2 separate regions of the Homo sapiens genome follow, and region 2 is linked to region 1. A link is an interaction called in ENCODE POLR2A ChIA-PET data of the cell type or tissue named here. Cell type or tissue: A673. All regions are shown on one strand.

Evidence for each region. Peaks named below come from ENCODE experiments on the same cell type or tissue, not always from the same donor. Only the 100,000 strongest peaks of a DNase experiment are listed, where the experiment ranks them.
Region 2: POLR2A ChIA-PET joins it to region 1 with 6 read pairs; 2 of 35 experiments call an interaction of 5 or more read pairs at or near these places.

The regions. Positions count from the first base shown.
Region 1 is chr1:40,674,752-40,678,751 of GRCh38, reverse strand. It overlaps a transcript of RIMS3 not described here. Among named protein-coding and RNA genes, the nearest start is that of RIMS3, 11 kb to the right of the region's middle. In A673, no CTCF peak of the experiment used is centred here; a DNase peak (open chromatin) is centred at 2,041; H3K27ac peaks cover 994 bases.
Region 2 is chr1:41,121,269-41,125,268 of GRCh38, reverse strand. All of the region lies in intron 6 of SCMH1 (Scm polycomb group protein homolog 1), which reads left to right. Among named protein-coding and RNA genes, the nearest start is that of SLFNL1, 100 kb to the right of the region's middle. In A673, a CTCF peak has its summit at 1,988 (motif pointing right); a DNase peak (open chromatin) is centred at 1,888; H3K27ac peaks cover 424 bases.

The DNA.
Region 1 (4,000 bases):
GAGCTGCCCGCTAAGCTTTCAGCTGAGGCACTGGGCAAGGGGTGAGCGCCGACTCTGGAGCAAGCACAGGGAAAGCTGCTACTCCCTTCTGCTTCCTCACCTGTCCCCAGCTATTAGAACTGTGTTATGGAGAGCTTACTGCTTGCCTCCCAAGATAACTTGACTCCATGTTGTGGCTGAGAGGGATGGGCTCTGGAATGACCAGGTGGGAATGCAGCAATGAGCACAGTTGGCAAGGAGGCCCAAAACAGAGGGGCCGGGGAAGGATGTCCTTGCTGCAGAGTAGAGTTTAGGGAGGGAGGAGAGAAAGAGACTATTACCTTCCTTTTTTTGTTTGTTTGTTTGAGATGGAGTCTCACTCTGTCACCCAGGATGGAGCACAGTGGTGCAATCTCAGCTCACCGCAACCTCCACCTACCAGGTTCAAGCGATTTTCCTGCCTCAGCCTCCCAGGTAGCTGGGATTACAGGCGTGCGCCACTACACCAAGCTAATTTTTGTATTTTTAGTAGAGACGGGGTTTCACCATGTGGGCCAGGACAGTCTTGAACTCCTGACCTCAAGTGATCCACCCGCCTTGGCCTCCCAAAGTGCTGGGATTACAGGCATAAGCCACCGCACCTGGCCCTGCTTCCTTTTTTTTAGAGATACTGAGGGAGGGATAGACTGATGGTTCTCAACCTTTTCTGTCTTCTGCCAAGTGTTCCATAAGAAAAACAAGAAAACAGTGTTTTCCAACAGAATTTATTCTTGCCATTACCCAAGGAACAGTATTGAAAACATTACATCCAACCTAGCTTACTTCTGTGACCTCCTGGTGCTTCGCAAGCCACTGTGGGACAGCTAAGTCTCTGTAGAGGGTACAGGTTAAGATTATGAATGATCCCTGCAGGCACCAAAGGGGCATACATGTCAAGAACACGACTTTTCTTCAAGGTCCCTTGCCTTGGCTAGCAGTGTGCAAAATAGGGTTGGGCAGGTCTTGAGAAAATGACTATAAACATTAAGTGTGATCCTTTTTTTTTAATTAATTATTTATTTATTTATTATTTTTTGAGATGTAATCTCGCTCTGTCACCCAGGCTGGAGTGCAGTGGTGTGATCTCAGCTCACTGCAAGCTCCGCCTCCTGGGTTCACGCCATTCTCCTGCCTCAGCCTCCCAAGTAGCTGGGACTACGGGCGCCCGCCACCATGCCTGGCTAATTTTTTGTATTTTTAGTGAAGACGGGGTTTCACCGTGTTAGCCAGGATGGTCTCGATCTCCTGACCTCGTGATCCGCCTGCCTTGGCCTCCCAAAGTGCTGGGATTACAGGCATGAGCCACCGCACCCGGCCAAGTGTGATCCTTGATTGTAAGCCTTATAGATCCTACTGAGCCATCAACCTGCTTTGTGACCTTGGGCAAGTCACTTAATCAAGTTCAATCTCAATATTTCCACCTTATATTAGGCCGGCACGGTGGCTCACACCTGTAATCCCAGCACTCTGGGAGGCTGAGGCGGGCAGATCACCTGAGGTCAGGAGTTCGAGACCAGCCTGGCCAACATGGTGAAACCCCATTTCTACTAAAAATAATTTTTAAAAAATTAGCTGGGCATGGTGGTGCACACCTGTGATCCCAGCTATTCAGGTTGTTGAGGCAGGAAAATCACTTGAACCTGGGAGGCAGAGGTTGCAGTGAGCTGAGATTGCACCACTGCACTCCAGCCTGGGTGACAGAGAGAGACTCTATCTCAAAAAAAAAAAAAAATTCCACCTGTTTTTAAAAAAGGCATAGGAATAATTTATTTTACATTATTTGAAAATAAATTGTCCTAAGGGGGTAGAGGGAATGGGAGAAGTGATAGATATTATCCAGGTATTATCCTCTGCCTCTCCTTCTTGTCCATCCTGCCTGAGTTTTTTTCATCAAGTAAGATGATAAGTGTTAAAATGCTCTGAAAAGTGCAAAACACCATACAAAAGCAAGGGAGTATTATTATCAACATAGTTGTTAGCTTAGGAGGATGAAGGCAGGGCACAGGCTCAGAGCCAAACAGCTGGAAGGCAGGAAATCTTAATACCAAAGAAGGAAACTTTTTTTGTTCAAATTCTTCCTGGAGTGGCACTTTTTTTTAGAGCAGATTTGGCACTGAAATCCTCTGAAATGCTGAAGTGGGTCCAGAAAAGTATTAAGGGGGTACGTAGGGCATTCAGGAGCCAAAAGACACTGGAGAAACACCAGCCCTGGTTCCTCAGTTCCTTTGTGATCCAACAAAAGATACAATCGAAGGAGGAGTCGAATTGTATCAGCGGGTCTCAGGTTCAAAGCCAGGTGGGTGTTGGATCCTCTAACAGGCTCTTTAACCAGCCACCACGCTATTTTGGGAGCCAGGATGTCAGGGGCACTCTGTAACTAATACTGAACTCAGGTGCCAACAACCTAAAAACCATCCCCTCTACACAGTGTTCAGAAAGAACACTGACCTGGAGAGGACTTTAGAGACAATCTAGTCAGACCGAGGCTCAGAGAGGGGCAGGGACTTGCCAAGATAACACAGTAGAGTCAGGCTCATTGGGCTGCAGAAGCCCACCCAATTTAGCTCAAGTACAAAGGAGTTTCTTGTAAAGACTGGAACTGAAAGGCAGGATGAAGGATAGAGGTCTAGGACTCACTGGTCTATTTATTCTCTATCTTCTCACCACTCCTCATCACTGGATAGGATTGCTCCTTCCCCCTCTACCTACAGTCAGGCTTCTGCCTTCTCTTGGTCTCTGATCCTACTTCTCTGGGCCTGCACATGGCTTTCCTGGCCAAGACCTACTTGTCTATGACTTTTTTTTTTTGACAGGGTCTTGCTCTGTCACCCAGGCTGGAGTACAGTGCCACGATCATCACTCACTGCAACCTCTGCATCCTGGGCTCAAACAATCTTCCTGCCTCAGCCTCCCAAGTAGCTGGGACTACAGGCATGTGTCACTATGCCTGGCTAATTTTTTTTTTTTTTTTTTTTGAGATGGAGTTTCACTCTTGTTTCCCAGGCTGGAGTGCAATGGCACGATCTCAGCTCACCGCAACCTCCGCCTCCCAGGTTCAAGTGATTCTCCTGCCTCAGCCTCCTGAGTAGCTGAGATTACAGGTGTGTACCACCACGACTGGCTAATTTTTGTATTTTTAGTAGAGACAGGGTTTCACCATGTTTGCCAGGCTGGTCTCGAACTCCTGACCTTAGGTGATCCTCCTGTCTCAACCTCCCAAAGTGCTGGGATTACAGGCATGAGCCACCGTACCCAGCCTAATTTTTATATTTTTTGTAGAGACAGGGCTTTGCCATGTTGCTTAGGCTGGTCATGAATTCCTGGACTCAAGTGATCCACTTGCCTCAGCCTCCCAACCGGTTGGAATTACAGGCATGAGCCACCATACCTGGCTGTCTCTGACTTCTCTACTTCAACTCCTTCTGCCACCTGACAATTTCTTTCCTTTTTTTTTTTTCCTGAGACAGGGTCTCACTCTATCACCCAGGCTGTAGTGCAGTGGCATGGCACGATCTTGGCTCACTGCCACCTCTGCCTCCCAGGCTCAAATGATCCTCCCACCTCAGCCTCCAAAGTAGCTGAGAATACAGGCATGCACCACCATGCTTGGCTAATTAAAAAAAATTTTTTTTCCTTTCGTAGAGACAAAGTCTCACTGTTGTCCAGGCTGGTCTTGAGCTCCTGGGCTTAACTGATCCTCCCACCTTGACCTCTCGAAGTTCTGGGGTTTTGTGTGTGAGGCGCCATGCCTGGGACAACAATGTCTTTCTCTTCCTTGGTTCAATAAAGCCTCGAATCAGCCCATCTTAGATTGTTGTGCTAGGTTGTCTTAGTTCATTTTGTGCTGCTATATCAGAATATCTGAAACTAGGTAATTTATAAGGTATAGAAATATATTTCTTACAGCTCTAAAGCCTGGTAAGTCTAAGGTTTAGGGGTGCACACCTGGCAAGGGCCTTCTTGCTGTGTATTCCATGGCAGC
Region 2 (4,000 bases), 450 kb before region 1:
ATTTCAGCCTGGGGGACAAAGCAAAACCCTGTCTAAAAAAAATATATAGAAGGAATGAGAGAAAATTACTTTTTTGCAACTATTTTAATAATTGAGTCAGGCAAGAGTAACCAATAAATGCTTAAACTATTAGGTAAAAAAACATACTGAGGAATAGGATGTTCACAGTCTCAAAGTTTCTCTCCACTGATTGCCTGTAAATTACAAAGGGAAATTACAGTGAAGAACACTGTCAATCACCTCTTAACATGTGATCAAATTTTGTATCTTCAGTAATTAGACAAACTGACATTATGTGCCTCCTGCAGTATTGCAATGAGAAATACTCCACATCACCTGTATAATATTTTTTATCAAATCTCTTTAGCAGGCCAGGCCTAGCAGTTTATGCCTGTAATCAGAGCCAGCACTTTGGGAGGCTGAGGCGGAATGATTACTTGAGGCCAGAAATTCAAGACCAGCCTGGGCAATATAGCAAGTCCCCCATCACTACAAAAAATAGAAAAATTGGCCAGGTGTGGTGGTGCACACCCTTAGTCCTAGTTGCTCAGGGGGATCACCTGAGCCCAGGAGTTGAAGGCTGCTGTGAGCCATGATTGCACCACTGCACACCAGCCTGGGCAACAGAGAAAGACCCTGTCTCAAAATAAATAAATAAATAAATAAATAAATAAATAAGCTCTTCAGCATGAATGTAATTATGAGGAAACGATCAGAAGAAGTCCAAACTGTGGGACATTCTGTAAAACAATCCAGACTCTTCAAAAATGTCAGTGTCATACAAAGCAAACAAAAGGCAACAGGACTATTATACATGAATTCTACATTAAAGGAGACTGAAGAAACATGACAACCAATTGCAGTATGTGATTCTTGATTGGATCCTGTATTTAAAAATCAACAGTTTTAAAGAACATTTTAGGGACAAATGAGAATATTTTTAATTAAATTTCCTGAGTGTGATAATACTGCAATTTTGTAGGGGAATGTCTTTTTTCAAATATACTGATATATTTAGGGGTGAAGTGTCGTAACATCTCCAACTTTCATATAGTTCAGGGGTGGAAGCATTAATATATGTAGATGAAAAGCAGATGTGGGAAAATGGTAATAGTTGTTGAATCTAGTTGAAGGGTACATAATTGTTCATTATATAGTTTTTGCTATTTTCTCTAGGTTTATAACTTTTCAAAATAAAATTAAAAAAATAAAATTATTTATATATAATTGTACATATGTTTGTGTGTCCATGTTCCCCAGGCCTTCTCTGGACTTCTTTCTAGAGTTGCTGAATCAGAAGCTCTAGGTAATGGGGCTTGGGATTCTGCATGGCAAAATGGCTCTCCTGAGATACTGACACAACTGGTCTATATTTGGAAAACATTGCTCTGGAAGAGCATCCTTTTCCATTAAAATCTTGCATGGTGTATATGTATACGTATGTGTGTTCTGTTCTCATAAGGGATATTACTCTTTTGCAGTGGAGTCCTCCAAGGATAAAACATGTAGTAGAGTAGAATGATTCTCCTCAGTTATCTCAAAGCTGCCACTCTTCTCCTCACAGCTCCCTGTTATTACTGACTGATTCTTCTACTTAATACTGTGATTGTTTCTTCTAAAGAGGGCTGTCTAGAGCATAGTTCTCAAACTTGGCTACCTGTTAAAATCACCTAGGGAGCTCTTAAAATTTTCAGGGTCTAGGCCTTAACTTCAGATCAGTTAAATAGGGATTTCTGGGAGTGGATCTGATGTATTCTTTAATGTTCCCTAGGGGATTCCAGTCCAAGTTTGAGAGTCACTGAGCTGGAGTAGAAGCTAGCCTTTAATGAGGCCCCTAGTCAAGTGAGTCACGATCTCAGTGTAAACTGCTTACCCAGCAAATTTGGTCACATGCTTTAGTATATACAGTAACTTCAAAGGAATCCTTTGTATGTTTCTGTCACTGATCAATTCCTGGTGTGAATGCTCTTCTGTTACCTGCCACCAGAGGGCATGGACTATGATTAGATTATAGTCCTGCTGCTCCACATGTATGTATGTATGTATTGAGGCAGAGTCTCGCTGTGTCACTCAGGCTGGAATGCAGCGTCACAATCATAGCTCACTGCAGCCTCGACATCCCCAGGCTACAGCAGTCATCCTGCATGAGCCTTCCACGTAGCTGGGACTACAAGCACACACCACCACACCCAGCTAATTTTTTGTATTTTTTGTAGAAACAGGGTCTCACTGTGTTGCCCAGGCTGGTCTTTAAATTTTGGGCTGAAGTGATCCTCCTGCGTCAGTCTCCCAAAATGCTGCGATTACAGGTGAAAGCCACTGTGCCCGGCCTGCAGCTCCACTCTTAAATCCAGTTTCATCAGCTGGCCAGTTTAAAGAGATGGACCCTAGCTTATCCAGTGGTCCCATAGTCTTGGGAGCACCTAGAAGCACTTTAGAAGTGGTTCTTTATGAAGTTTTAAAAAATGAATCCTTGGTAAACACAGAGCACTTGCAGCCTGTGTTTGGAATTAAAAGAGATCTGACTTTGTAATATTAACTTAGCCACTCACTACCTTAGTTGTGTGACTACTGGTAAGTTGCTTTACCTTGACTTGTAACGTTGAGTTTCAGTGCCCTTACCTGCAAGATGATTAATAAATTCTTCCCCATGTTGTTTTTGTGGATTAAGTGGAATAACATAATAAAGCGTTCATCAATTCTTGGCACCCATTTAATAAATGGAGGGTTTTTTCCTTAATTCAATAAAACTATCAAGGATTTTGTATTCTAGTTGGAGAAGACATACACATTAAACTTTTTAAAAAGAAAATTCAGATGGTGATAGGGGCTAGGAATAAATAAGAAGGAAGCAGGATAGATTTAGGAGTCTATTTTGGGTAAAGTAGTCAAGGAACACCTTTCTGAGGAAGTGATGTCTCAGCAAATAACTAACTGTAAAGAGTTGATTAAAAGGTGTTTGAGGCAGAGGGAAACAGCTTGGTATATTTGAGAACAGAAAGACCAATGAATAGGGGTACAAGGGAGTGATAAGAGATGAGTAATGAGGAGTAAGCAAGGTCCAGATCATGTAAGCCTTGTAAACATGAATAATAAAGAGTTTAGATCTGTTTTGTGTTGTGAAATTTGAGCATAAGGTAATGTGACCTGATTTATATTTTTAAAAACATAACCATATTATTCTGGCTGCAAAAGTAGAGGGCTGAGGTCCAGTTAGAAGGCTGTTGGAGTTGTCTAGGCAAAGTTTGACTCTGGCTTAAATTAGGGTAATATAGCAGTAGAGATGGTGAAATGTGGGTCGATCTAGCATATATTAAGTGGGAAAGCCATCAAGACTTGCTGATTAATTGGGTTTGGTGGGTGATAGAAAGGGAAGAATCAAGGATGACTTCTAGTCTTTTAGGTCTGAGCACCTGGGTTTAATAAGGGGTGCCACCTATTAAACTGAGATGGGATAACTGGAGGAAAGAACAAGTTTGGAGGGAATAGTAGAATCAAGAGTACTGTCTTAAACTTATTCATTTTACGTTTTCTTAGACATCCAAGTAGAGTTATAGACTGAGGTAGTTGGATATATGAACATGAAACCCTGAGCAGAGGTTTTGGCTAGATATATAAATTGACAGTCATCATTTAACAGGAAGAAAGTGGGGACCAAGAAGAAGACAGAAGCAATGACTGAGCACTGAGGTGCTCTACATTTAGAGATTAGGATTTCCTCTTACCCACCTGTCCTTTTCCTTATAGACAGCCTAGGTCGTTGCCTAATTTGAATAGAGCCTCAAATTACTGTTTTCATCTTCCTTCTTTTCTCTCTTTCACAAGTTTATGACTCCAACCCTTCTTACCTAGAGACAGTGTGGTAGGACTGAGTGATAAAATATTTGACGATATTAATGTGATGATTAGTTATGAAAGCTCTGGAGACGGAGTAGTTGGGTTCAAATCCTGGCTCTGCTATTTACTAACTTACTAACTTTGGATATTTTACTTAATTTCT